Regions from separate parts of the Homo sapiens genome. Here region 2 is linked to region 1. A link is a loop called in an ENCODE intact Hi-C map of the cell type or tissue named here. Cell type or tissue: HCT116. All regions are shown on one strand. Links, peaks and the distances in the headings refer to the core of each region. The heading gives the core; the rest is flanking DNA.

The links. Hi-C counts contacts between places; a loop is a spot of excess contacts. Peaks named below come from ENCODE experiments on the same cell type or tissue, not always from the same donor. Only the 100,000 strongest peaks of a DNase experiment are listed, where the experiment ranks them.
Region 2: a loop joins it to region 1, with 4 times the contacts of the local background. A loop is called at or near these places in 8 of 110 quality-filtered maps.

What each region holds. Positions count from the first base shown.
Region 1 is chr12:85,565,684-85,581,794 of GRCh38, reverse strand. It overlaps the pseudogene LOC101059974. Among named protein-coding and RNA genes, the nearest start is that of LINC02820, 260 kb to the right of the region's middle. In HCT116, for the core only: a CTCF peak has its summit at 5,914 (motif pointing left); a DNase peak (open chromatin) is centred at 5,874.
Region 2 is chr12:85,915,607-85,931,717 of GRCh38, reverse strand. No RefSeq gene overlaps it. Among named protein-coding and RNA genes, the nearest start is that of NTS, 49 kb to the right of the region's middle. In HCT116, for the core only: CTCF peaks have their summits at 7,789 (motif pointing left) and 10,969; a DNase peak (open chromatin) is centred at 7,797.

The sequences.
Region 1 (16,111 bases), core at 2,736-10,735:
AATATTTTTCATTTTATTACATCCACTTGTCCTAAGATACCTGAGGGCAGGAAGTTTCTTTCTTGTTTATTGCTGTGTCAGTAGTACTGAACAGACTTGTCCATACAAAAAATTCAGCACTCAATCAATATGTACTGAGTAAACTAAACAAAATATGAATATAAAGAGTTGCAGGTTGCTTTTTAAAACTTGTTTCTGAAGAAAAAGATTTACAAGTTAAATATACCATTGACAATGGTTTTCTAAACTTTAGAATTTTGAATCTAGTCTAATGTTATTTATAACATCTCCCTGAGTGTCAAAAGCTTTGTAAGTATATGGAACTTAGAATTTTAGTAAATGTTATTGCAAGAATATAAGTCTTCCACATAAAATATTATCACATTATTTTGCGAACAAAAAACCTATAAAAAGCTGTATAAAAATTGGCTTATTATTTTTTAAGATTTTCTTTTTTCTTAAATGTTTTAAGAAGTCAACCAATATTCTATTATTATAATATTGTTTATTATAAACAACAATAATATATATAAAAGATATATATATATAAAATGTATTTATGTGTAAAAAATTGTGCAAAACCAAACTGCTATCAAGGTAAATTTCAATTATTTGTCTTATAATACATGATATTTAAATATATAATTTGCTCACCTATTACAAATTTAATGTTAATTTGGGAAAGTAAGGTGGGAATTATTTTCTTATGCCAAAGTAGACAGATATAATTTTGAGAGGGGCAGGAAATGTACTTGCTCTCCCCATTGTGTAGAAATTATCCTTTTTATAAGGAACGGTTTTGGCAGCTGTGTGCATGTGGCCATGTAGATTGATCTGTGCTTCCTCAGCAAATCAAAACAAAAGGAAAGCACATTTTAGCTATCAGGCTGTAGATAATTGAAATTAAAATTGTGAAACAAATTGTTTTTGACAAAAGAGTTTCCTCCTCAGAACTGAATATCAAAATGTGGTTTCCATTTTTTCCACTCACATGGCACAGCTTCCACTGTGGGTGACGTCCAAGATCCTGATTCAGGATGTGGACTAGGAGGGTCCAGGTCACGGTGACAGCAACCAAGGTTGTTGGATTTATTAATGTATTACTCATCTTGCTAAAACAAGGTTTAAAATAAACAGTCATATAGCATTGTCTTACCTTCTATTTCATTATTTTAATTTTAGTTTAATTACATAATCTAATTTGATTGAAGAAAATTAATTATAGTTAAAAAGTAGTTATACCTTGCATTTATGTAGAAAAAGAAAAGAAACAAACAACAACAACAACAACAAAATAGATCCCTGAAAGCTCTGGGGAACCTATGTTTTAGGAAAAGCTCAACTTCCAAAATTTGACAATCTTTAATTGAAATGTACCTCTAAACATAGTGTGATAAACAAGTCTTTAGAACTATATGACAATCAGGGCTGTGCTCTAGTTTCTAGCTTCTCTGCTCCAAAACAGTTTTTTATAGTCAAGCTTATTTATCTTTAAACCACCATTAGATTGAAATAGATCAATAAAAGAATTCTCTGGAGTCCAATGAGGAATTGCTTTAATCATGAAACATTACTCAAAAGCAAAAAAAAAAAAAAAGTTAAGAGCTGTGTATATACAATTATTTTTATCTTTAGACTATCAGGAGATTAAAATTGGTTAATAAAATAGCTGTCTGGTGCTCAAAGGGAGATTTATATAATCAGAAAATACTATATGAAAGCAAAAATGATGAAAGCAAACTATTAGTTGTTTAAAACAGAAATTGATGCCCATCAATCAAGGTAAGACATACACAGTTTCTTCAGATTCACTAGTTTTACATGCACTTATTCATGTGTGTGTGTATTGTGTATTTAGTTCTTGCAATTCTATTACATGTGAAGATTTGTATAACATAATCAAAATTAAAAACTGTTCGGCTGGGCACAGTGGCTCACGCCTGTAATCCCAGCACTTTGGAAGGCCGAGGCAGGCGGATCAAGAGGTCGGGAGATCGAGACCATGATGGTGAAACCCTGAAACTCCGTCTCTACTAAAAATATAAAAAAAGAAAAAAAATTAGCCGGGTGTGGTGGCGGGCACCTGTAGTCCCAGCTACTCGGGAGGCCAAGGCAAGAGAATGGCGTGAACCCGGGAGGCAGAGCTTGCAGTGAGCCAAGATTGTGCCACTGCACCCTAGCCTGGGCGACAGAGCGAAACTCCGTCTCCAAAAAAAAAAAAAAAAACTGTTCTAGCACTACAAAGATCTTCCTCATACTACCCCTAGTAACCATCCCCCCTTCCCACTATTCCCTGAAAAATTTCTTCATTGATGACAACTGAAACATCATTCTGCTACCAAAATCATAAGGTTTTTAAAAAGGATTGATATAACCTTCCAGTATATAGTTTTCATTGCAGTTTTTTCAGTGTCAACAAAACACTTCTCTGCTCACTGTAAACATGTATATTATAGGAAAATGCAGAGTTGTAGTTAATTGACATCCTATGATACACACTATTATAGAAGATTTGGGGTAAGATAAATACATGATACAGACATACAGCTGTCTCTAAGGCCATGACATGGATTTGGAAAGGCTTAGAGCATTGTAAGCCATTTTATGGATTTTACTTTTAGTCTGAGTGTAAGGGTGGCTATTGCAAAATTTTGAGCAAACAGCAATCTGGTTTTATTTATGCTTTAATAGGACTATACTGACTGCTGTGTTAAGACTGTAAGCAGAGGCTACAAGCATTCAGTAAGATAGGGAAGCAAGGTGGTAGCTGTGGATGTGATGAGAAATTATTAGCAACTGTATTTGTCTATATTTTGGAATAAAAGTAAATATTTCCTAACCAATCATGTGTAGAGTATGACAGAAAGAAAGGAGACAAAGAGCACAATGATACCTTAGGATAAGCCCTGGAACAAGGAGGTTGCCTTTCATAGAGAAAAGGTGAAATGGGCTGGGGGAGGGAGGAGAGTAAGAAATTATGACTTACTCTTTTTGGAAATCAATGCATGCACTGAAAGCGATTATTCAGCTTTCAATGTATGCATTGCATTGCTTACTAGAAACCATTGCAGTAGGTCTTTTTTATTTATTCATTTACTTATTTTGGGGGGACGAAATTTCACTCTTGTTGCCCAGGCTGGAGTGCAATGGCGTGATCTCGGCTCACTGTAACCTCCACCTCCCAGGTAGCTGGGATTACAGGCACACACCACCATGCCTGGTTAATTTTTTTGTATTTCTAGTAAAGACGGGGTTTTGCTATGTTGGCCAGGCTGATCTCGAACTCCTGATCTCAGGTTATCCTCCCACCTCAGCCTCCCAAAGTGCTGGGATTACAGGCATGAGCCACAGTGCCTGGCCTGTCTTGATTCTTATTTACTATTATTTATTATTTCTCTAGTTCTCTTCTTTTCTGCTACATCATCTGTTTATTCATTTGCCCAGTTGCTCTTCATTGTTTGCAAGGTTCAATATAAAAATATGCAAAAAGGATTTAAGGTCCAGGATAATTTTCTTATCCTCTAGAGTAGGTTGATTTTTCTTTATGCAAGTGTCTAGGGCTATCAATAGACCAGAGTGACCTTCATATTATCAAGAATTTAAATTAGAAGTTGCAAATATATTTTCCCCTTATTTGAGGGGTGTAGATCATCAGAATCCTAATTAAAACTGTTGGTGAATTACCAATGTCTCTTAGCAAAATTTGAACCCAATTTTTATTTTCATTTCTATGAATTTTCCAAAAACTCTCAACAACTTCTTGATCTCACCAACCACTTCTTCCTGAATTGGCAGATACTCCTAAAGGAAAAAATTGAGCTAAATACCAGGTTCATGTTTCTCTAAGTTTCATTTTCTTTTATTTTGGAATTTGGTCCTATAATTGTCTTCCTAGCACTCCAAATGCACATGTGTGCACATGCACAGACACATACGCAGATACACACTTTCTTAATCTACCTTACTGAGAGGGTTGAACCGAATTACAATTGCCACTAAAAGAAGCAGGACTCCTGGGCCATTAAATATTTTTTTTACATGTAAATCCATATTTTATACCTAATAATAAGAAAGTGAAAAGGTAAAAGTTTAAGAAGTGAATAAACAAAGGTGCTTTTATATTAAAAAAAAAACAAAAAACACTGTTTACAATCCTACTCTAGGTGGTGGGATATAGTAAGAAACGGATAGATTGCCAAGACACCTGCTATTCTGGAACTGACATTCTAGTAGGGGAAGACAGGAAAGGACCAAAAAAGAAAAAAACAAAAAACAGATATCACAAATGCTAGCATGGATTTTAAGGAGGCTCCTGTAACACAGAGCAGGCAGCAGATACTCTATATTGAATGGTCTGAAAAGGACAGTCTAGGGACAGGACACTGAATCCAAGAAATGAAAGACAAGAAGAAGGAAGCTATATGACAATCTGGCAAAGTGGCATATGTCTGAGGAATAAGAAGGGGCAAATGCACCTGTACTGTATGGATCACAGGAGAGAATTATAGAAGACTTTGTGAGATCAAGTGAGGATAAAGTGATATAGAGCCCGGAGACCAAGATAAGAAATGTGATAAATTAAAAATATGCCTGCCTTGGTTTATCTAATACACCCAACCTCCAACCACATAATGAGGAGAACAAGTAAGCTGAACTCTTGCCTCTTGGAAAATCATCAAATATATATTAGGAAAGGCCTTTTTTATATCTTTCTTCTAAAATATCTCTTATTTCTTCTTGTAATGACTTTTGAGTTTTTTGTTTGTTTGTTTTGCTTTTGTTTTTTTGAGATGGAGTCTCAGTTTGTCACCCAGGCCAGAGTTCAGTGGTGTGATCTTGACTCACTGCAACCTCCAAGTCCCAGGTTCAAGAGAACCTCCCACCTCAGCCTCCTGAGTAGCTGAGTTTACAGGCACCTGCCACCCCATCCAGCTAATTTTTTTGTATTTTTAGTAGAGACAGAGTTATACCATGTTGGCCAGGCTGGTCTCGAACTCCTGACCTCAAGTGATCTGCCCACATTGGCCTCCCAAAGTGCTGGGATTAAAGGTGTGAGCCACCGCACCTGGCCCCTTTTAATGACTTTTAAACCGATATGTTATCAGGCTAAACCAGTGGGTTGATGATGCACATTTATTATTTTTTTTCTCTCTTGGAATCAAAATAAAATGAGATAAAATGAAACAGCGTAAACCTAGAAGTAACAAATCACCATTTTATAATCTCCAAAGTAATCATTGATTTAGGCAAGATCATTAATGCATAAAAATGTTAAAAGTAAATGCAAATTTAAAAATGTAGTTCTGCATTAGAGAGTTAATAGCCATCCTTACTTGATGTCCATGATATAGCAAGAATTCCATTTTCCAGATCCTGCAAATATGTTAGTGACAGCTTAATGTCCCATGAGGACTCTTGAGGATCATGAGAAACTACACTAAAACATGACATATGATCTCATTTCCTGTGTGCCACTGTATTTGCCACATATATATATATATATATATATATATATATATATATATATATATTTGACAAATTCAACTAGGACATTTATTTCATTTCATCTTAGAGTTCTCCCTTTCTCTCTTTCTCTCTCTGTTTGTGTGCATGTTTGATCACTTCTTCCAACCCAATTGCATATATAAAACATTCCTCAAGTCATACCACTTTTGTAATACATAGTTTTAGAAAACTCAAATTAAAAAAAAAACACAGATATTCTATGTCACAATGGCCAGTAATAATAAAGGCAAAACATTAATATTAAATGCACGGTTGTAATGACAGACAAGAAACATTCAATGACTAGGACTAGACTATACATCTAGAAAAATGGGTGGTCCAGGAGTACAGCTATGTAATCCAGACCTGTTCAGGAAGTGTTTGAGGTTTGGTGCCATCTCGTGGCACTTTTCTGCTATGGCCTAAATATCAGTGGAGATGATCCTGGGTCCTTATGTTGAGGACTACTGCTATCTTGTGCTTTGTATAACATCTAGAGTGTTGGAAGGCTTTTCTCAGCATGGTTGCTTTGAGCAGCCCTGCATAGGGACGACTCAGAAAGGGTCTTTGTCCATGTTCCTAGTGTTATCTCAGCAGTTTACTGCTGTTGCTTATTATTTCATGCAGGCCTTATGGTAGGAGCCGGGAAATTTCTCAGTTCTCTTATTCCAGCCTCAGTCTTAGGTAAGCCCTGTACACTTACCCTTCCAGGATGGGGCTTTCTGAGCATTCCTTATATCTCCCAGCAACTCACCCTTCCCAATCCCCTGCCGACCAGAACTCTGCCTTGTAAGGATGAGGAGGGTCTAGGCCAAGAGTGCATTTCCTGTCTGTCCCCAGTAGCTTTGCTTTGTATTACTGCAAAAATATAAAACCCTGAGCATTCTTGCCTCTGCCTAGAGTCTGGATTTCATGTCTGTTCTCCAGCAGCACCATTTGAATACTGTAGTCTCATTTGCATACCTGCACCACTGACACAGGGGGTGGAGCTTGTCAGGTTCTTTTCTCTGATCCCAGTCTTTCTCACATGCACCCAGTGGAGGCCCATGTTAAAAGGCTGGTAAGAAAGTGCTGAGGTACCTCATGTTTGAAGTTTCGAGAAATTCTAAATTCTCATGATTTCCCAAATTTAATCTTCAAAAATTCATTAACATTTTAGACGTTTCCCTCTTAGCATGTTTATGTCAGCTGCTTCTTCCTCTCACACTCTGCTAAAGGAAAAATAGTTGGCATGTACACCATCTTTTTGGAGGGGACTGTCACCCTTTTGGAATTCAGTTCACCTAGTTGTCTTTCAACCTCAATTCTCTGATGAGCTCAGAAAAGTTATAATTTCTTAGATTATACTTTCTCTTTTTCCTTTCTTCTATTTTCTTTTTTTGATATTAGAGTAGTAGTGACATTGTCCTGTGTCTTGAGATTTTCTACATCCTAAGTGGAAGTAGAGCTCACACTAATCATATTAAACAATAATTATATAAATGTCAGTTTCACTTCCATAGATCTCTTGTAGACAAGGCATTTTTATATTCCCAATGCCTAGTGATATTTATTTATTATATTGTTGTAGTGGATTGTCCACATGTCTGTCTCTCTAACTAGATTACAAACACGTCTGAAGCAGTGACTGTGTCTCACACATTATTGTAATAATAATAGAGCTTATATTTACAGAGAGCTTGCTATAAATGTGGTCTACTCTGTTATAAACGCTTCATATTTACAATCTCATTTAGCATCATCACCAACTTTATAACGTAGGCATTATCATTCTAACCTTAAGTTCAGTAAGCAAACACAGACAGGGCAGGGCAAGGTATATAGGCATGTGACCTCTACAGTAAAAAGTATAGGGCATTACTCTGAGAAGGGCCCCACACTTAGTTTTAAACTCCCACAACACAAATTTACCTATGTAGCAAAACTGCACTTGTACCCTTGAACTTAAAGTATGAGTTTTAAAAGAAGAAATATCAATAATACATTTTTTAAAAAGAATCTGCTATTGCCACCTAGAAATTCCTAATACTTTTATTTTTGAATTACAAGTAAAGTCTATGAGATATAGAGCAAGCCAGTAAGTGGTGGAGATTGGCCTCAGGATGTCCATGCAAGTGCAGGCTCAGGATTTTGAGCCTTAGGCTTTAAGCAATTGGCCTGGTGCCCCATCACACAGGTATAGGCTTCAGCCAGTTCAGGGGGTATTCTGGGGTCCCAAGAAAACCAGGTGGCACCTGGGTCCAGATTAGGAGCCATGGTGAGATGCAGTAGAGATGGCAGTAGTGGTTCTAGCCACAAGAGAGAAGTGAGGCTCCATATATCAGCAGCACTAGGCTCCATGGAGAGAGTATGGCTGGATCGTCCATCCCCAGAGCCCATCCTTGTGGCTTGTGCACAAATATTAACTCTCTAAACCGAGGGCTGGACAAGAACTGTTAATGCACAGGCAATATACTATGTCAGCAAATAATTAAAAAATAAAACTTACACATAAATGTTGTAATAAAACGTACCAGGAAGTGGCTAAAATTCTTCAAAGTGTTTGGAATATCCAGTTTTGAAAACTGCTGCAATATTGGAAAGCAGATATCAACAGTCTTAAAAATAAAAATTAAATTTAAAGATCACCATATTGAACAGAAAAGAACATGATTTCCATATGAATCTTCAAATAAACTAAATTCTCAGGATAACTTACATTTAATCTTTAAAAATTCATTAAAATTTCAGATGTTTTCTTCTTAGTATGTTTGTCAGCTGCTTTTTCCTCTCATACTCTCCTAAAGGAAAAATAGTTTGCATGTCCACTATCTTTTTGGAATAAAGATAACTTTAAAATTAATAAGAAAAGCAACTCTAAAATTAAATTTTCTCTCCTAATTGAAGATACGAAGATAAAATGCATTACCAGGCATTTTGAACTTTATATATATATATATATATAATGAATCCATTTTTAGTTTCTTAAATTGATTCTACAAGTTACAGGGAATTTCTGAAGAAGTGTTAAAATAATATTGTGTAAGTTTAAATTTAAAACTAAACTCAGAATACATAAAATAGATTTGTATTGAGTCATAAATACTCTACATAGCTTTAGTAGTTTACCAAAAATATTCTTCTCAAAATAGAAAATTATTTGTGGCGTTGCATTTCTCAAGAGCAATTGATGTCACTTTCACACATATTTTTAGAAAATTTAAGTATAAGTTTTGATGACTTAATAAACAAATTTGCAGAAGTGATCCAGAAAAATCTTATGATTAATCAAGATACCACATTAATAAAGTATTAAAAGATATTGACATTTTCAATGATATAGAATCCTGGTGAGTGAATATGTTCCCTGATATCCCTAGATACAAAGACAAATCTCAATCTTTAAAACTTTGATTCTGTTCAATTTAAATCTGTTTTTCAATATTTTGTTTATCTTTCACTATTTGTTATATTACATAAATTTATGACACCAAAATGTTTTTCGTTTGTAAATTTATGTTTTTATTCATGTATCATGGTTCTCTATTACATTTTATAATTAATAAATTTTTAAAAACTGTTTAATTTTTAGTTACATTTAATGTCACTTTTTTCCTGCATTTCTTATGAGGTAACCCACATCATCCTATTGCAGTAGGCCTCACAAATTTTGCAGCTAGTAAAGCACATAGACAAAGTAAATTGCATAAAAACTCATAGCTAGCAAATAAAGCAGTCAGTATTTCAACTCAGAAAGTCTGGCCCCAAATCTCTTAATCACTAGGCTATGTATACAATTTCTACATTAAGGAATCAAAGCCCATGAGGGCAAACGGAGTGTAGGACATGATCAATAAGTAATAATCCAGGTAGAAGGGAGGACTATGTCTCATTGGACAATGCCGGTATGGTCTCCTGGAGCTGTTGATTTCAAAAGTTGCTGTTACCGTGAAGAACCAGATGATATTAATAAGCACAAGATAATACAATTTTAAAGAACTTGCATTAGTTTGTTAGAGCTGCTTTAGCAAAGTTCCACAACTTGGATGACTTAACCAAGAGAAATGTACTTTTTCATAGTTCTGAAGATTAGGAGCCAGAGAAAAGGTAAAGGCAGGGTCAGTTTCTTCTGAGGGCTGTGAGGGAGGTATCTGTTAAACTGCTCTTTTCTTGGCTTATACATGGATGTCTTCTCTCAGCGTCTTCACATTTTTTTTCTGTATACATCTCTGTGTCCAAATTTTCCCTTTTTAAATAGATATCAATCATATTGTATTAGGGGACACCTTAATGACCTTATTTTAACTTGATAACCTCTATAAAGACTCTAAGTACCATTGTGAGGTACAAAGGAGTGAGGACTTCAATATATGAATTTGGGCGGACACAGTTCAACCCATAACAATGCTATATGTTTTAAAGTGTTTTCACAGTGTGCTTTTATTTTTGCTTAGAGTAGGACTAAATGAAATGAAGAACTACAAAGGAAAATATAATAATTTCTACATTGAATAAAAAGACACTGATGTCTTCAATTATATGGAGTGACGGTGAATATGTTTCTTAATGTCCCTAGATGTTAAGACATATTTCAATCTTTAGGACATTGATTCTGTTCAATTTAAATCTATTTTTCAGTATACCACTAATGTTAATCAAATTCAGTATTTTGTAACAATAGCATGTCCTCCACTAGAAAAATAATTTAAAAATTAAATTCCATTGCAGAAGATTGCCTTGGGTACAAAAAAAGGCAACACTAAAAATTGGGGGTAAAATATGCATATTTTTCTGAATATGTACATTTTGTATGTACATATATATGTCTCTCTCTCTCTCGAAAATTATGGAATAGTAAGAGAAATGTTATCACTGAAAACAAATTGCCAGCAACTAAGATAGATTGAGGAACAATAAATATTCAAGAACAGCTATATTTTATTATTTTAAAAATCAGAAAAAGAAAAATATAAAGTTTTCTTAAAGTAGGAAAAAACAGCATTTTTTTCAGAATATCTTCAGTAAGCAGCCACTTTCTAGAGCTGTAAACCGTGAAGACAGATCATAGTGTTCAGCTGTGTAAACTAAGACACAGATAAGGAGATCCAGTAGGTTGTAAAAGTAACAATACTCATCACTTACTGTCTTTTATATTTTATATCATACTTGCACTGTTATATAATTTCTAGGGACTTTCAGAGGAATTGTAGTAGCTACAATGAATTATTTATCTGCACATGAACACAAAACAAAAAAAAAATGGAGTTAGTCCATGTTCCCAAATACGCATTCGAGGGAGAAGTGTTGTAAATCTATAGAAGAAAATCTCTTAAAGCTAAGGATTTGTGTTGAAGTAGGAAATGTTCCTAATGCTTCAGAGGACAGTTACTTGGGTGAGGCTTTTGTTTCTGCTCTGTATATTTGAAATCAAAGGTTTAGAGTGTCTATACTTTTAAAAAGAGAGTGACTTTCACAGTATCCTCATACTGTTAAGTTTAAAAGATTACTTATTTTGTTTTTCAATGCCATATCTAATTAGGACCAACATTGTTAAGAAACCTAGGTTAATATTCGCTAACCTTAAATATTAGTAAAAATTCTTAGACTTTCAAATAAGGCATTTTTTCCTCTTATATTTCTCAGCTTATTGTATGAAGAAAATGGCAAATAACATTTAGATTATGAAAAGAGAATCTGGAGCATTTATTCAATTATCAGTATAGAGTAGTACAACTACAACTCCAAACCAATAAATTATGCAGTTTAATTCAGTAAGTGTTTTTCTAAGCTACAAGGAATCCTATAACGGGAATAGAAAATTTAAAAAAGGAAAAAATATTGTGAATTTACAAATTGTATTTTATTTTAGGAGAAACTAGTGTTATTTTTTTCTACCCTACCATACACAGTAGACCAGCAGAGTGAGCACACTGGTTTTGCATGACAGTTGTGGTAGGCAGAATTCTAAGATGGTCTTCATGATCCCCACCCCTAGTATCCAATTCTAAGTATCCAAGCATAAGCTTTTCTCTTTGTTTGCAGACAGAAACTTTACCTCGCTTTTAACCATGAATATGGCAAAGTAAAGGAATTTTGCAGACATAAGGTTTCTAATAAAAAGGAAGATCATCCTGGGAGGACCTGACATAACCAAGAAAGCCTCTTAAAAGAAGAACCAGGCATTCCCCGAAAGAAGAGACTCGAAGCAGCAGGGATTCTTGCCTTCTGGTCTTGAAGAAGAAACAGCCATTTTCTGAACTACCTATGCAGAAGGTTACCTCTAGGAACTGTGAGCATCAATCTCACAAACACAAGGAATTGAATTCTGCAAAAAACTTGAATGATTTTGAAGAGGATCTCAAGCTCCAGATGAGAATACAATCCTGGTCACCTTTACTGCAGCCTTTTGAGATCAATATGAGGACACACTTATGCTGTGCCCACATTCCTGACCCATGCAAACTTTAAGGTAATAAATATATATTGTTTTAAGCCACTATTTGAGATAAATTTTATACAGCAATAGAGAACTAACATACGTAACAATCATGAAGTGTGCTAAAACATAACTGCAGAGAGCTCATCAGAAAAATGTTATTGGTCATAGCCTTTATATAGATCTTACAGTCTAAATGTTTCAATATTTATTTTCAGTTGCTTACACAAATATAATCACACACACACGCAGACACACACATACAGGTACACATACATATGTATACCTGAGAAACTCTAAAGGGAAAAATTAATCGCATTTAAATAACAGTTGTTAAATTACTAAATCCAGCATAGCTTGGCTTCGGGTAAGGTTTATCCCAGCCTTTGTAAGTATCCCAACTTGTAGGCACTTGCCCATTTTAAAAATATGACTATCAGTATGCTTCCTGTTCTACTTGAGGTCACATGGCATGACTTCAAGATAAAACATAACTCTGTAATTCTATATAAATAGTAGGTTAACTGTTGACAGAAGATTTTTGAAGTTTAAATAGATTAAAACTATAAAAACCAAGAAAAGTTTCATGTAATTTACATTAATAGAGAATAATTTATCAGAGTAGAAAGACCATCATCATTCAAAGACATAGAAAAATCACCAAACAAACTTAGTTTAATAGTAGATTTTAAATAGAAAGATAAAATATGACATGAAGCATTAGGTATGTATTTGTATTACTTTTACAATCAAAGTTGAAGAAGTATTTCCATCCGTATTTGATTTTTTTTTTTTTTTTGCCCTGACAGCACATTCACACTGGGACCTCAGACCACTAAAGGCAGAAGGTACTCTGAGCAGTCAGAGCTGGCCAGGCCCTGCTTTCAGAGGTGGTGGGGCAGCATTCTTGACACTCGTTATATGCTGTTATATGCTCAGGGGCACACCCACTCACTCATCCCTGGTGCAGGACTCTGCAACACCCTCCTGACCAAAGAGCAGCCACAGATGGCTGATAAGCAGCATCTACTCTTGGAAGCAAGTAGGAAAAAAGGGGCAAAAATGGAGGCAGTAGGGAGAAATGTGTGTGTCTGCCCATGGAAGGCTGTGGTGAACCACAAAGCACCACGATTCTGTCCTTTACTCAGAAACCACCCTTGAGCCTCCTGCTTTATTCCAATTCCATTACACCTGCCTGAAATTGTCTCTCCCCTTTCTAAGAGGAATGCTGGAACAAAGCTTCCATTGTCCCTCTCCCTTCCTCCCTGCTCAGGGCCCATGTGAACAGCAGGTCATTGTTGAGAAGTGCCTGTTGCAGTCATTCTCACACCCCACAGCCACTGCCACACACACCCACTGGTGACTGCCAGGGCCTGTCAATAGATCTTATGTCCACTGAGCCCCCGTGGTGAGGTCCAGCAGCCACCGACAGGTTGTGTTCCCTCCTGCCGTCAAAGAGCACCCAAGTACTTCAGACAAAGAGGCTTTGTACAGGAGCTATGGCCAGATTCTTTACACCTGATCCCTTACAGGAGCGCCTGTCCTTACAGGCATCAAGGTTGGAGGGTCTTCGGTCCTCCATGACCCCAGGTAGAGGAGCTGGTCACTGGTACCCCATCTTATTCTTGTGTCTCATCCTTTCAAGAACTTGAGAGCTTTATGTTCATCCTGACTGAAGGGGTTCAAGTTAAAACTCTTTGGCTCTGGTTTGCCTTGGGCCCATTGTTTTTGGATTATTTCTATTTATCCAGATGATCCTGATTTTTCTTAATCATTTCCTTCACCTGAGGGTGAGGCATCTTGACAAACATGTTCCTGAGGCAAACCACATCTTCAGAGAGGCTGAGACCATTCTGCAGGGCTCTCAGGCCCTCTGGGTTTTTATTCCTTTCGGTGTCCACATCCACAATCTGCTGTTTGTCCACCAGCACCTCCTCAACAAGCTCCTCCACCTCGAACAGGTACCACAGAACTTGCTCTGCATCATGTGACAGCATGGCACCAACCAACTCGGGTGCACAACCCCTCATTTAATCTTTCAATGCTGGAAGAAACTGCTCCATCATGTAATTAAAATACTGTACAGTGTTTTGAAATTAACATCTTGACACCAGTAATCTTATGTGTATATATTTAACTTTAGATTAAAGTCAAATAGGGCCTAAATGTGATTTCTTTCACCCTTAATAAAAATTTCAATATTCCAAAGGTGATCTAGTCATCTTGGAGCTTAAGGAATGTTGCCTTCCCATTGCCAGGCAGGGATAAGATGCCACTTCTACCTCAAAACTCTTCTAGGAGTTTTATAAATTTGCATTTTGCATTTAGGTCTATGATCTATATTGAGTTAATTTTGGAAAGAGTGTAAAGTCTGTATCTAGATTCTTTTTTTTTTTTTATGTGGAAGTCCAGTTGTTCCAGAACCTTTTGTTAAAAAGATTTATCTTTTTTTGTTGTATTGTCTTTGTTCCAATGTCAGTGATCAATTGACTATTTATATGGACCTATTTCTGGGCTCTAATTAAGGGAGTACTTATAAATATCATTTGGGACCCTTCTGTGAGGAAGACTTGACCTTATCCTTCATTTATTCATTTAATCAATAATTTGGCCATATAAATATGTATTTCTGTATATTTATTTTATATTTTGAGTTATAATTCAATACTACCTTGCTTATTTTATTTTTAAAGTTATTCTAGTTTTGGCCATTGAGAGCTCTTTTAAATTGGTTCCTGTGTCACTTTGACATAACCTCATTCTCTTTTGTTTGTTTGTTTTGAGTTTTTTCTTACTTTCTGGCACTATATGTATGATGCTCTTTTATTTTATTTTATTGCCTTAGTACCAGAATCTGCCATTTCTCCAAGGACCCCTGGTTCATTTCATTGGAAAATGGTAGCTATTGCCTTTTATACATTGCTAATTTGTTTTCTTAGAGATAATTTATACCAAAAATCTCCCAAACCAGTTCTTTGTCCCTGAAACACCGTTAATAGATTTTTTTCCTCTTCTATCATAATAAATGTCATGGCAGGGCAGTCTACACAACTGCCCCCACAAAACTAAACAAAACAAAATAAAACAAAACTAAGCCTGGGCTTCATCACTGATTCTTCATGTTCCCTTAGGCCACATATAAAACAAACAAACAAAAAACCAACACATTTTTCTTTATTATATTTTGCTGCTGTGGATGCTTATTTTGTCATTCTGCCTCAAAAACTGCCTTATTCCCATGTATTTTCCATAATGATGCAAAATTATGGTAAACTCTGGTATAACGTTACTGAGGAAATCAAGAATAATTATTTCTACCTGTCTCATCATCGCCACCTGGTATCACTTCCCACTTCCTCTCCAACCATCCAGCAGCATTGAATTTCTTAAAGTCTCCCAGGAGCCTCATGCTCTCTCACCTCCTGTCTCCACCCATGTTGTTCCCTCTGTTTGCAACACTTTTCTTTGACACTGACTCAATTAAGTAGCATTCACTCTTCGTGTTCAAATTTAAGTTTCACTTTTTTGCCCCACCATGAACATATATTACAGTAGCAATCCAAAAAAGTAATTTACACAAACTTTTAAATGCATATTTTCCATTAATAGAACAACCCATGTTTAATAAGCAATATATATGTTAAAAATCAACAGAAAATAGAATTTTTTAAAACAATGAATCCTTTATGTATTTATAATCCTTTAAATATTTTGTGCATATTATTTTATTATGAAAGCTATTTATAATATGAAGTAGAACTAAGTTTACTTTTCATTTGTTTCTGCTTATAAATACTATATTCCCTGAGATAAATCAATAAATAAGAATATATAATTCATTAGTGATAACAATGATAATCATTTCTGGAAAAATGACAGGCAATCCTCTGAATTAAACCCCAAGTCTCATATAATATATCATCATCTAGCTAGTTAGAAATGAACTTGGGCATTCTTCATAAGCATGTATAATCTTGTGTTTCAAAAGTTGGAAAAATAATTGTATATTTTCTTCAAAAACAAGTAGATCAAGCATATGATTATTATTGTGCCAAACTTTCATTTTAGTTGGACTTTAAACATATATATACTCGTTTTCTAGTTTAACCTAGAAAGCTTATTCTAAGCATAAATTAAAACAGTAATGTAGTATAACTTGGTGGTAAGCAAAGAATTTGCCTGACAAAAAAT
Region 2 (16,111 bases), core at 3,009-11,008, 350 kb before region 1:
TAGAGTCTGAGGGAGATTTCTGATTCCCAAGCCAGTAGTCTTTTCCTTGTATTCTGATGTATCCTAAAGACATGAATGGTTTCTGTTCATTTTTGCCGCATTAGTCTCAGGTAATAACAAAAGTTTCAGGAAGCAGAAGTATAAATCTTCAGTGAGTCACGGTATTGAGTATTGTATTAATTTTTAAGTGCTCTAAATGATGCACTTGTGACATACATAAATTAGATAAGAAGCAATTCTAACTAAATTAATTTTGAGGATCTAAAGTTATCTCAACAGTAATAATTCCCAGAATATATTTCAGGAAACTTAGTAAATCATGAAGACTATGGTTTTATATTGTCTTAATTTTGTCACATCTGTCCTGATTGTTGATTGAGAAAGTTGAAGGTGTTTGCTCCATTAATGAAGCAACTTAAATGTATATTTTGATACATATAAATATGCACATAATATTTGTTGATGGAGACCAACCCCAAAATGTAGTGTTGCAAAGTTCTAGTCTGCTTTTCTCCCTAATATTCTTAACATTGTCTTTTATACACTGAGTTTTCACAATCCCAAACAGATTTTAGGATATTAATACTCAAGTCACACAAAACAAACCACTATTTATTGGATGTCAATCGTGAGAAATCAGTCAAACATCTTGACATTTAATTTTATAGCAAATATGTGAATACCACCTTGAAACTACTTGTTTTGTTGTTAGAGGGGTTTTGTCAAGAGATTAAATATTAAAACTGAGGGGTTTTGTCAAGAGATTAAATATTAATATTTGACATATGTAGGTATCTGAGTTACTACTGACTGTTGTCCTTCATTTTTATGTGGAAAATATTTCCCATTATATCTGGACGTTTGGATTCTTAGGCCTTCTACAGATTATCTTTTGCTTAATATCCTACATCTTAATTATTTTCATTATTTAGTGCTCTACCTATGTAGATGAAATTATACACATTTACTGTTTAGTGTTATCAATAAATTTTCATATATCTGGCCACCCAAATATTAATTCTTTTTATAATGTAGACTTCCTTATATGACCCTTGATTTTCTGGGTTTTTTTTTGTATGCTTCCACACAACCACTACTGTATCTAGGAAATTCTGGATAATTGCCTCAAAATGACTATCACATGAAAATATGTATTCTTAACGTATCAACAGAAGTTAAATAATTACAACTTTAATTTCCATATAAAATATAGCTCATACATTTTATTCTTTCATCAAAATGAAATTCATTTTAAAAAATGAATTAATAACAAAAGTACATAAGTGTGTTTTTATAGTTTTAAAAATTGAGGTTCTTAACACAGTAAACTTAAATCTCTGATGATTAAGGCTTTTTAATCTGATACTCAGCTTTTCATAGCTGGAAATTTACAAAAATACTACTTATATTTAACATTATTCCTTTAAAAATTGGTCTTTTCAGCCATTATAAATATACTTAAAAAGTATAAACTATAGTAGAGTATGCATTTTTGGTTACAATGATTGGGTTAGATATACATTTAAAAATTGGTAATAAAAACATTTTGAAGTTCATTATCGGTAATCTTTGAAGTATAAATTTGTCAAAAATTAAAAATATATCTGCATGAATGATACAGTGACATATATTTGTTATAAAGCAAATGTATTTGTGAAATCCTCAGAGCTACATAATTATATCATTCACAAGTATAAAGAACAATAATGAAACTGGATAGGTCAGATAGACATTTAAAAGTCATAATATGTAGAGAAGGGAACACACATAGTTATACAGAGCTTCAGGTACCATTCTATACTGCATATTTTCTAACTTGTTAATATCTATCAAGATATAGTACCAGAACTATAAACGTTGCTCCTGGTATCATGTTGTAAAATTAAAACATTTTATATCAACGCCTGGAAATGTCCTCATGTTTCTTTAGACTCATGATTATGTTAATAAAACAGCCCACTAGCAAATGAAAAAAAAAAAAAGAAAAAAGCATGATTTTCAAAAGTCCATGGAACATTTACCTTAGTAAGGCAATAAGGTAAGTCTTAACAGATTTCAAAGCATTGAAATAATTCAGAATTTGTTGTCTGACTACAGCAGAGGTAACTTAGAAACAAAAAACCACAAAACATACATATATGCATACATACATGCTACCTACATATTTATGTACGTTATTTTAAGCGTTCATTGGCAAAATCCAACAGGAAGTCACTTGTCAAAGGGAATATGGAAGATGCGATTCTGGAGAATGGATGGGAAGCTGTGGAACTCTTGGCAATAAGCAGCATAGCAACATTCCACCTCATCACTGCTTAAATCTTCTGAGAGAATTTATCATTGTTTTATATGAGATTAGAGAATTGAGCCCCTTTACTATACATTCATTCTGAAAATGTAGATAATTGAATTCAAAATACTTTAGATTTGAATAATTGTCACTATTTCCATTATATTCTCTCTAGAAAACCTTTTTGCAATTTTAAACAAAAGACATATTTATTACATGAGGAAATGATATACAAATTATACATCCATATTAAATTATGTTCATATCAATAAAAGAGTATGTTCAAATATTCATGTCTCATTCCAGGAATGAAAAACTAATAAATTTGCTCTAGTTACCATTGCTTTAAATAACAAAATCCCTATTGTAACAATAAGAGGCTCAGAATTTTCCTATTAAATAATTTCAATGAAACACTCTATCATTACATATTAAAACTGCAAATTGTTAAACTATAATTACTATAGTTTAGTAGTGAACTATGATAGTGAATAAATTTCATAATTTTCCCTTGTAATTTCCACATAGACAGTTTTTGCCTCAGTGACTAACCTAACAAACAAACATTCTGATTAACCACTTGAACAGAAACAGTTTTAAATCATGAAAACTAAAGCAAAATGAAGAGAAGCAAGAAATCTTAATAGGAACCACATAATATATCTAAACTCAATTGAGAAGTGACAAAGATATATTTAATATACTGTACATTCAAAGAACTGAAAGAAATTTAAGGAGCTCATTTCTTCCTTTCACTCTCTTACTGTCTCATCTCATAAGTAAAACATTAATTATCTACACAGCAATGGTGATGACCTAAGTTTTAAAGTTCTATTGTATAATCTATGGTTTAATCTCATTCATTAAATGACTTTTGTTGAGACATTGAATAATTAAACAGCAGCTTTTATATGCAATACTTGAAATTCTTATTTCTAAAACACAATATGTGTTTTTCTTTCCAAATCAATGGTAGACTGAATAAAGAATATGTGGTATATGTACACCATGGAATACTATACAGCTATAAAAAAGAAGATCATGTCCTTTGCGGGGATATGGATGGAGCTGGAGGTCATTATTCCTAGTAAACTAATGCAGGAACAGAAAACCAGATACTGCATGTTCTCACTTATAAATGGGAGCTAAATGATGAGAACACACAGACGCAAGGGGAGGAACAGCAGACACTGGGGCCTACCTGAATGGGGAGGGTGGGAGGAGAAAGAGGAGCAGAAAAAATAACTATTGGTTACTGGGCTTAGTACTTGACTGACAAAGTAATTTGTACAACAAACCCCCATGACATGAGTTGACCTACATCACAAACCTGCATGTGTACCCCGATCCTAAAATAAAAGTTAAAAAAATAGTAACAACAAATATTTTATTTGGCTCACAATTCTGATGGCTGGCAAGTTTAAGATTGGGCATCTGTACCTGGGGAGAGCCTCAGGCTGCTTCCTCTTGTGGTAGAAGGTAAAGGGGACTCAGCATGTGCAGTTCACAGGGTAAGAATGGAAGCAAGAGAAAGGGGAAGGTGCCACGTTCTTTTTAAAAACCAGCTTCAGTGGTACCAATAAAGTGAGAGCTCACTCACCCCTGAAGGAGGAAATTAATCTATTCCTGAAGGATCCATTCCCATGACCAACACATCTGCCATTAAGCCCCACCTCCAACATTGGGGACCAAATTTCAACATGAAGTTTGGAGAGGACAAACATCCAAACCATAGCAATATCCAAAAGTTGAAATTATGGATTAATTTTCCATTTATTATCATGTAAAACCCCTAAAGTGATGAATAATTTAGATCTACCTTCAACACATATTCCAAATTTCCTTTTTCCCCTTGACCAAATCTTCTGTTAGACTATGTAAAATAAGTGGGCTGATGGGGTAACCCCAACTTTCATCTCTGAGGGAGATTAGTATCTGGTCACCATTTTTTAACAGTTTGTGATTTCAGAACTTGTACTGGGCAAGTATATCAATAAATTCCCCAGGGCATCCATTAAGTAGCAGCAGACTTACTGCCTCATAAAATTCAGGGTCATTTATTTCTGGCAGTGTTGTAACTTTGCCTGCTGTTGTACAGGTGCAAGGAACTTAAAGTGAAAAGTATCATTCAGACTTTTAAATTTAGTAGGACTCTTACTGTGTTACACATTGAAAGCATTCTTCTCTCTGGAAATAGGACTTCTCAAATGAAAGATACCTAAACAGGAAGGAATAAATTCCCCAAATTACAAATGGATAACTTGGAGTGATCATGAGAGAGAACACCAACCCTTGGTCCTGAACCAATGTGTGCTTATTGAGGACACAGTACCACATAATGGCCCTGAGTGGTGACATATGCAAGTAGTCAGGACTAGTTGCTTGTGAAACTCATTTGTCCTCTCTAGACCTTTTTGAGCCTGATCCCAAATGTGTCAAGTCCATTTTTCCATGTTTATGATAGTTTATTGCTGCTTATGTCTTCTGACTTGGTAAATCTTCAATTGGTTAGCTTACAAGGGGCAGTTATGGCCATATGGTCAGTTAACTCGTGGTTAGATGCCTGTCTCTGCCAAGACTCAGTAACATGCAGGGCTCTGTTATTTGGATGATACACATTTCCCTTCTGTATTTAGCATGGCCTTTCTCCAGAAACCTAGGGGTCTAGGATGTAATTTTTTAATGGCACTTATCAGATGTTTCAGATGGTAGCTTTACAACAAATACTTCTAGTAAGTATCATGACATATTCTTAATTGTAAGGCCCAAATAGCAGGACTGCTTATACAACGTTTTGGACTGCTACAGAGCCCTTTTATTGTTCTGGGTCTAATATAAATCTGTTAGTTTTCCACATCACTCAGTAAATAGATCAAAGCCATATGTTAACTCTAAAGCCAAAGAAACCTACTAATTACATGTCTGTCTTAGAAGTAGTATAGTGTTGAAGTATCAATAATTCATCTTTCAATTTGGAAAAGAGGTACCAGAATGTCCCAAACTACTGAATCCTAATAATTTTACCAAAGTGTCAACTCCTGAATCTTTTGAAATTTTGTCTCCCACCCTCTGGAGTGCATGTGTTACCAAGATTCCCAGAGGATTTGTGACTTCATGCTCATAAGGTCCAATAAATTTAATATTCAAGAAAATGTATAGATAACCAATGTTCCATTAGACTATACCGTGACAGAGATTAGGTGAATTAACGAAGCCCAAAGGCAAGACCATGAATGTATATGTTGTCCATTCCAAGTAAATGTAAGCTGCTGGTTTTCTATCCTAAAGGATATTGAAAATAACATATTTTTCAAATTAAAAGCCATGTAACATTTACCAGAGGCAATGTTGACATGCTCTAGTAAATATACCACAACCAGCCTTGCAGTTGTAACCTCTCGGTTGAATCTGTGATAGTCCACTCTCATCTGCTACGGTGCACTCAATCTTTAAAGGGACCTAACTGGTAAATTAAATAGGATGATGATGGAAACCGCTACTCTTGCATTCTCTATGACTTTGAGGGTAGTACTAATCTGTATCATTCCTGTTGGGATGCAATGTTGTTTTGATTTGCTCTCTTGGCTTTGTAGCAGGACGAGCCACAGACAAAACCCCTCACACACTGAGTTAAAGAAGGAAGAGCTTTATTCGGCCGGGAGCATTGGCAAGACTCATGGCTCAAAAACTGAGCTTCCCAAGGGAGCAATTCCTGTTCCTCTTAAGGGCTTACAACTCTAAGGGGGTCTGCGGGAGAGGGTTGTGATCAATTGAGCAAGCAGGGGGTGCATGACTGGGGGCTGCATGCACCGGTAATTAGAACGGAACAGAACAGGACAGGGATTTTCACAGTGCTTTTCCATACAATGTCTGTAATCAATAGATAACATAACCAATTAGGTCAGGGGTCGATCTTTAACTACCAGGCCCAGGGTGTGGCGCCGGGCTGTCTGCCTGTGGATTTCATTTCTGCCTTTTAGTTTTACTTCTTTCTTTGGAGGCAGAAATTGGGCATAAGACAATATGAGGGGTGGTCTCCTCCCTCAGTTTGAGGTTGCCCATTCACGTTTCCATAATTATTTCTTCTCCTAGATCTTTGCTCTATGGAGGAAATATAGCTCTTGTACACTTTTGGTTTCATGCTCCAATGTTTCTAGCTATTTTCAGTAGGGAGTAAGCAAAATAACCTAATTTACCTCCCAGTTGAGCTACAAACTTCTCAATACTGTTAAAAGACCAAATCAAATCAGAAAATATATTTCAAAAAATTTTGAATGCCTTTGAATCATGTCCCAACATAGTTGAAATTCAGTTTATTTACTTACGTCAATAATTTTCAAAACTCTTTCTTTATTCTAAAATATGAACACATTGCAGATCTTACATAAAATGTTAATCTTCACATGCGACACCAAAGACAGGGCTCCAGCATAAGGTTTAGTTACTCATCTGCAATTTTTTTAGATATAATGGAGAAATCTACTTGTATAGCTCTCAGTGTCACAGATTGTGGCTCATTAGCATGACTGAAAATTTTATTTTCAATCACAATAGTCACATGTAATTACAAGCAAAAGTAGAGTTTTAATAGAAAATTACTGTAATTCCATTAATCTTTCTTTCATAATTTAAATGCTTTGCCCAATTTTTTAAAAAATACAATCCCTCTGAACTGCAAATCAGTTGATTTCTTCCCTTTTTTATTCGGGATATTGCATCTGATTTTTTTTTTTTTTAAATGAATTCGACTTTGTAAAAAACAAATTTTAATTAATCAGCAGCTAGGGAAAAATACTTGTAATTGTATTTTCACAAAGATTTATGTGTAGCAAAGATGGTAACACTCAGTATGACCTTTAAAAATGCCATTCTGCTGACACTCTTGTCAAAATTTGCTCTTTGGAAATTTACATGTATGAAAATGTGATAAGTAGTGCTCTAGCAGCATCACAGAGATCTATTGTAAGCCATGGTTCTGTATTATTTTAAAGCTCTGAAAATATCAAAGAAATGTACTATATACCTTATTATCTGATTTAAAAATTATCCATTAAGAACATGATATTCAGGGTTATGAAAATTTAACAGTGTTAAGATGTAAACGTATAAATAGTATTATTTAAAAATGTTAATTTTTTGTATTGATACTTGTTTATGTGTTTCAGGGGAGGAGACTAGATAATAATTATTTGGTTTGCACTAACTTTATGGTACTTTACAACAGAAACTTACAATTAAGAAGTAAATAAACTGTGAGGAAACAGCCAACAAACTGTTCTAGTCCTGTCCTGTATTTTAAAAACATGGTTGTTTAAAGCAAAGTATGTCTGTGGTATTGAAATTCAATGGAGAGGTATTTTTGTAAGAAACCACTGTTTGGCTAATCTAAATCTCACATTAAAAATCAGTCCAAAAATAATAAAATGACTAAACTTCCAAAAGAAATTAAATCTTAAAGAACATGTTTTATCACAGTTTTATGGATTAGGAATACCACCTAGTGGTCAAAAATAGTTATGCTGCCCTGATACTTCTTTAATGTAGATGCCTCATATCTGCTTGTTCCTCATTAATTTTATTCCTCTTGAGTATATTTTTAATTTTTTTGTAATTTTAGAGTTTTGACTTTCAAAGGAAACCCATGGTAACATATTTACCTAAAAGGAAAATGGCAAAACTATATCAGAATATATGAAAAAATGTACAGCTTTAGGTACTTCTGGTTTACATAAAGAAATTTTGATAAAATAAAAATGAAATGTTCAAGAGAGTAACAACCTGACAAAAATATACTAAAATGTAAGTGCAATCTATTGTTCAATATTTTGAAAAGTGGAATGAATAGGAGCTTAATAGGAGCTTAATTATTATCAAGGTTCATAAATATCTCTATGATAATTTAAATTACTAACTGACCCTAAATTTATTGCCCTCTATATAAATATGTATAGCTATCTACTTCAGATACATAGAGACCATTGTAGGCTGAATAATAGCTCTCAAATATATTCACATCCTATTCCTAGGAACCTGTGAATGTTACTTTATATTGGCAAAAGAAACTTTGCAGATGTGAATAAATTAAGGATTATGAAATAGGGAGATTATCCTGGATTATTTAGTGGACCTGGATTATTCTGGAAGGGAAACAGGAGGAGTAAAGTCAGAAGAGATGGCTACCTAATGAAGTAAGGAGAAATTGGAGTAATGGGCTTTGAAGATGGAGGAAAGGCTACAAGATGACAAACCATGGAATACATGTGGCTGCTTGAAGCTGAAAAAGACCGGGAAGCAGACTCCTTGGTCCGAGACTCCTGAAGGAGCTAGCCCTGCAGATACCTTGACTTACCTGATATGGTTTGGCTGTGTCCCCACCCAAATCTCATCTTGAATTATAATCTGGGTTGCAAGCCCCAGGTGTTGAGGGAGGTACCTGGTGGGAAGCGATTGGATCCATGGGGGCAGATTCACCCATGCTGTTCTCTTGATAGTGAGGGAGTTCTCATGAGATCTAATGGTTTTATAAGGGGCTCTTCCCCCTTCACTCTCTCTTGCCTGCCACCATGTAAGACATGCCTGCTTCCTCTTCTGCCATGATTATAAGTTTCCTGAGGCCTGCCGAGCCATGCGGAACTGTGAGTCAATTAAATCTCCTTTGTTTATAAATTACCCTGTCTCGGGTGGTATCTTTATAGCAGTGCAGAAACAGACTAATACACCTTTTTAGACTGATTTCAAACTTCCGGCCTTCAGAACAGTAAGACAATAAATTTGTGTGGTTTAGGCTAGTGAATTTGTGGTAATTTGCTACAACAGCAATAGAAAACAGACAGATACTTTGCTGCAAATCATGAGGTCTCTCTTTGTAGAGTGGTGACGGTTTTCATTATAGTTGAAATAGCCCTGTGATTTCACCAAGGATTTTGATGCTGTACATATTTACTGTTTAGTCATTAGCATTTCATAAGAAAAAAAAAGTTTATCAAGGAATTTTACTGAAAAGTTACTCATTTTGAAATCCTAGTTCTCTATTAGTGTGGCTTATTAGAAAAGTTGTTGACAGAATTTTTCACTGAATTCTTTCTTAGTATTGGTTAGTTCATTAAAGGTCTTCATTAATTGTACTGCCAAATATTTTGCCAGCATGTTTTCACCAGAAAAAAACTCACTGGCCCTGGTCCCACTGTGCATGTCAGGAATATAAATTTTTATCCTTCCCTTATTGTATTCTGGACTCTCTCTTGTTAAAAAGTGCCCACATTAAACAGTTAATCAGTAGAGGTTTTAGGAAACCCTACACGGCAAAGAGCACCAGGGCACTGCAAATGCTTACAAGAATTCCTACGCAGGGTAAATTAGGAGGTCCTATGACATGGTTTTTCCAAAGACACAAGAAGCCTATAAATACACACACACACACACACACACACCACCACCACCACCGCCACCGCCACCGCCACCGCCACCGCCACCACCACCACCACCACCACCACCACCACTTTTGGAACCTAAATCCCTTGAAACAATTTTCTATTTGTATATCTCTTACCAGACTGCTTGATATCCTGTTTGGGGGGCATGGGGGAGGCTAATTTTGGTAACATGTTATTATTTGCAGTGATTTGTCAGATTGAGCAACTGGGGATTGCTTACTTTAAGTGGCACCTCTCTCTCAAAGAATTTCTAAAATGGCACTGTTGGGCCTTCCTAGAAGGAGCAAGGATATAAAGACATCTGTTTCATTCATGGGAAAATTGAGAACTTTTTTTTTTAATGTCTAATGTTTGAACTCATGGAAGGAGAAATCCTCTTTCTATAAGTTTGCCAGCCCACCTATCCATCTATCCATCCATCCATCCATCCCTCCTTCCCTCCGTCCATCCATACATCCATCCATTCATTTAGTCATTCCTTCACTTATTTAATAAATGTTTATTATGTTTTAACAAATTTGACTTCCCTGGACATATACCAGGTTTTCTAAGTATATTATAATTTCCAGGGTTTCCTTCTCTACTAAGCCTCAGAAAATCATATATAAAATATATGACCTTATATACTAGTTGGTAAGGAGATGAACAACTTAAAGGTGGTAGCTTTATAGCTTATTTTGTACTGTTAAACTTCATTAAATGAAAATTATTTTTATAAATAAAATTATTTTTATTCCAATTTGGACACAAATAAATATATAAATATAATTTTTTAATTTTAAAATTCAAAATATATAATGTGATATATGGTCATTATTCATTGAGCTCAAATTTTATTGGTTATAATATTATGCAAGAAATGCTGGCCTACAATGTTAAAGAACGAATTGGCATTTCTCTTTTCATATGAGTTGAAAAATTTGAATAGGGGAGACTATTCAAAGCTTGGCCAGATACAGCAAAAAGATAGAGAAATAGGGGATGGGGAGACTATTTTGTATTTGTATTTTGTATTAGCACCATTTTCTTATGGTGGCTCAGCAAGGGAATTCTGAGCTAAACTGAGGGCTCCTTGCAATTAAAAAGAAAAATATTTATTTAGAATAAAAGCCAGAGTTATTTAGTAGGGCACATATTCTTATTAAATACTGTCTAGACTGTATAGTCTTTATAAAGAAATTAATATCCTGTTGATGCTGTATGTTTGTCTTCAAGTATGTAAGCAGAAATTTAGCCATAGTCACTGCTAGTGGGAAGGGTCTGAATTATTTCCCCTCCTGCCTTCCACAGAACTAGTGATTATCTCTCTAAGCAGATGAGCAGAGAAAATGAAAAAAGAAAGTAACATTAAAATGTATTCATCTCTTCTCTCTTTTCAGTATTTGTTGACTGTTAAGGCTTTCTGACATCAAAGGTTATAAAAGCTTTGCTTTTCATATCTGTTGTAACCACTAGGTGGCAATATAATGCAAAAAATAAAAATATATTTTAAACGCCCTCTTTAGATTTGCTTATCGTCACAGGTAGTCTTTTCCGTGCATCTCTGAAATTTGTCTATAATTCCAAAATTAGATCCTATAATCTATGCACCTATCTTTGTATCATTTTTATTTCTCTGTTCACATCCTTGAAATTATGAATTGTGCAAGAAAACCCATCTGCCTTATACTCCTAAATATAAGATTATTTATAGATATACAATCACAACAATAAGTTATGCTAATGGCAACTTTAAAATGCCATATAAGGTGATGTAATAAAGATTATTGGAATGTGTAAAGATAACTTATAGGTTCTCTTTTTCCGGTACGATCAGGAAATGAAGTTGTGTTTTTTAGTTTTTAAAGAGAGTAATTAACTTGACTATTTTCCAAGATAATTAAAATGCTATAAAAATATTCTGTATTTTTATCTCATCTTTGATTATTCTAAAGGAGGTCCATGTGAATTAGGCCCCAGGATTTACAATGCCTCAAAGTAACTGAGGAGCAAAGGTTAACTCCACAGTCAGAGAACTCGAAGCTTTTGAATATACTGACATCAGGCCTGGCGCGGTGGCTCACTCCTGTAGTCCCTGCACTTTGGGAGGCTGAGGCGGGTGGATCACGAGGTCAGGAGTTTGAGACCAGACTGGCCAATATGGTGAAACCCCGTCTCTACTAAAAAAATACAAAAATTAGCTGGCGTGGTAGCACCTGCCTGCAGTCCCAGCTGCTCGGGAGGCTGACGCAGGAGAATCGCTTGAACCCGGTAGGCGGAGGTTGCAGTGAGCCGAGATCGCGCCACTGCCCTCCAGCCTGTGTGACAGAGTGAGACTCCATCATCTCAAAAGTAAATAAATAAATAAACTGACATTAAGTTTCTTTATCTATAGCACAAATGTGTTTAAATAACCTGCCACTCATCAAAATATCTTTAATTATCTATTATTCTTTTAAATTTATATACCAATAGTCATTCTAACCTATTTTCACCACCATAAAAGTATTGAAGTAAATGGAGACAAATTCTTGATAAATTATTGTGACGCTCCTTTCTAAGGCAGATGATATAATCTTGCATACAGAAAGCCCTAAAGATTCTACTTAAAACATCACTTAAAATGAATAAACAAATTTAGTAAAGTAGCAGGATACAAAATCAACACAAATTATTTGTGACCCTATACTTTAACAATGAACAATCCAAAAAGAAAATTAAGAAAACAAATCTGTTTACAATAGTACCAAAAAGAAGAAAATACTTAGGAATTAACCAAGGGAGTGAGAGACTTGTACAATGAAAACTACAGAACACTTATGAGAGAAATTAAAGAAGACATCAATAAATGGAAAGATATCCTATATTCTTTAATTGGAAGACTTCAAATTGTTAAGATGTCAATACTTCCCCAAACAATTTAAAGATTCATTGCAATCCCTATCAAAATCTCGACATTGTTTTCTAAAGAAATAGAAAAATAAATCCTAAAATTAATATGTAACCTAAGGGGCCTCAAATCACCAAAATAATCTTGACAAAAAAGAACAAAATTGGATTACTCATACTTTCTTATTTCAAAACTTACTACAAAGCTACAGTAATCAAAACATTGTGGTACTGGAATAAAGACAGACTTACAGTCCATTGTAACAGATTAAAGATCCCAGAAATTAATTTTGGCATATATGGTCAAATGACTTCCTTAGTGGTGCCAAGACCATTCAATAGTAAAAGAACAGTAAAAGTGGTGCTGGTAAAAAGATAACTTACAGAAGGAAAAAAAAAAAACAAAAAACAGCTTTACAAATCACATGTCTCGTAAGGGACTAACACCTATAATCTGTAGAAGACTCTTAAAACAGCAACAAAAACCCCAATTCAAAAATGGACAAAGGACTTAAATAGGTAAATATATTTTTAAAAATCAAGTATATTTTTATGAAGTGATAACAAATTAAGTTATTGTTTATAAGAACAATAACAATATTATGTAGAAATAAATTTAACAAAACATTGCAAGAGCTCTATGCAAAATTATCTTTTTTTACTTTTGAGGGAGATTAAAGGAGTGTTAGAAAAAAGATATGCCAGGTATGTGGATTATAAAATTCAATATTTTGAAGTTGTTCATTTTTCTAAAATTGATCTACAGATTTAATGCAATACTTATAAAAATCCTTACAGGTTTTGTTTGTATGTGTGGTACTTGACAAGCTAATTCCAAATTTTTAATGGAATACAAGGGTAACAAAAATAACTAACATTCTTGAAGAAGAAAAAAAGGTAGGAGGGTTTGTTTAATGAACAATCAAGATTACTACTAAGTTGAAGTGATTATGAGTGTGATATTACTTCAAGGATAGAAAATTGCTAAATGCAACTGAGTAGAGTATTACACACTATAAACTAAGTAAGTGAACACTTAATTCATGATAAATTCGGCACTGTAGAATAGTGGGGAAGTAAAAGCCTTTCAATAAATAATTCTGGGAAAAATGAATACTCATCTGGAAAAAAAAGAAAATTCATCCTTTCTCTACATTGATACACAAGTAATTTCAAGGTCAATTTGGGATATAAATAGGAAAGGCAAAACACTAAAGCTCTTAGGAGATAACAAAATAAAAATTCACAAGATGATGGATGTTGTCTTAAAAACAAGGATTGGCTGCGTGCGGTGGCTCACGCCTATAATCCCAGCACTTTGTGAGGCTGAGGTGGGTGGATGATTTGAAGTCAGGAGTTCAAGACCAGCTTGGCCAACGTGGTGAAACCTCATCTCTACTACGAATACAAAAAGTAGCCAGGCATGGTGACACATGCCCGTAATCCCAACTACTCGGGAGGCTGAGGCAAGAGAAGCACTTGAACCTGGGAAGTAGAGGTTGCAGTGAGCCAAGATCACGACACTGTACTCCAGCCTGGGCAACAGAGCAATACTCCATGAAAAAAAAAGAAGAAGAAGAAGTATAGAAGTATTAAGCATTAAAAATATTTACAAATATTTTACAAATACATGACTACATTAAAATTAAAATAATTATTTCTTTTGAGCCACCATTTTAAGAATGAAAGATGCCACAAATTAGATTAAGAATATGTTTATAGTGCATATCATCAATAGAGCATGTATAGTTTTTTCTTATTGATTTCTAGGTAATTTTGTCACCTAGGAATCAAATAGATAAAAAAGATTTCACTACAGAACAACAGGCAAGAGACTTGAACAGGCACTTCAAAATAAGGATATTAAATGGACAGTAAAGATATGAAAAGGTGTTCAACCTTATTAGTTATCAAGGAAATGCAAATTAAAACCAATATTCAATACCATTGTGTACACCTGAGAATGGCAAAAATTAAAAAGACTGACAGGTCTTTAATAAGACCATAGGTGAAGATACAAAAGAATTCTTATACACAGCCAGTGAAATTATAAATTGTCATAACATCTTTACAAAGTAGTTCAGCTTTCTAGTAAAAAAAATAAAAATGAAAATAATTAGTAACAACAACAACAACAAAACCCTAACGTCCATCAAGGGAAGAATGAATAACATATATTATGAATTTCATTTAGAGATAAAAATAAATGAATTACAGTTACATATAAAAATATGGATGGGCTGGGTGTGCTGGCTCAGGCCTGTATTCCTTTTAAACTTTGCTTATCAGATAATTTTCCAAACTTTGTGTGAAATATTTCCTCAGAGCAGTGGGCCCAGAGGCTTGCCAAAAATAAGCAGTCTGACAAATAAATCCTAGAGAAGTTAGGGCAGACTCAGCAAAGCATGAAGAAGTGTCAGACTGTGGGACTGATTGGTGAAATTGGTTTCCGAAGTTCCCAATTTCTCACAGAAGGCACAATGGGGTAGGTGGACATCATACTTCACTTGCTTTATAAGAGTTTCATTGGGTCATTGGAAACTCCGAGGAAGGAGGGGATAGTAGGGGGCACTCGAACTTCTTGCATTACTAACGATGTCACCATGAAACATCAGCCTAATAACCTTGTAGGGCTGCTAAAACTACCTTTTGAAAGCTGTATCTTCTGCATTTTACATCTCAATTTGAGGTACAATGGCCATAGGAAATGACTTATATTAATGACCAGGCATCAAAAATTGTGGAGTTATGTTGAACCTACAATGTAATGAGCAGTTCCAGGACATGACATTGTTTATGAGCAGTATCTTGAAGAAGTGGTCACAATAGGCCTTGTGGAGCCTACTTCATCAAAGAACCCAATAAAAAAAGAAATTAATATTTCAGTAAACTATCGTTTCATGTAAATACACTGGACTAGGCAATACAATAAGTGTGTATACATTAACAATATTTTCTACTGAATTATTCTATTTAAATAGCCTTGAGTGAAAATCTACTGAAAATATTTCATTTTTCACATATGTATTTTGCTATCTTATAAATATAGTCAATGACAGCTGACTTGATCTATTTCAGGCCACCCCATCCTAGAGGTAAAAATTGGATCACTATTATTATTTAGAAAAAAATCTTCAAAATATACCAAACTTCATATTTGATTCGATTTTCCATTTGATATTAAAAAATTGAAGTCTTTCTTCACTTTCTATCACTGAGCTATGGAAAGGAGAAAAGCCTTTTTTTCCCACTCCCAAGTTTGCATAAATTTTCCTGCTGTCTTATCAAATCACAGATATTTCTTTCCTTTACATATTTATGGCAACTTTTCTGACCCATGGGCCAGAGTATCAAGCTGTGTGATTCTACCTCTTTCTCGTTTTATGAGTATGACCTTGATACAGAGGCAGATTGCTTAGGTGCTGTGTGTTCTAGCTTTTAGTCACAGATGATGGAGGTGGCAAGTTTTACATCATTACCAATTACTCCTCTGGATTGATGCAGCATGCTGATTACTTCA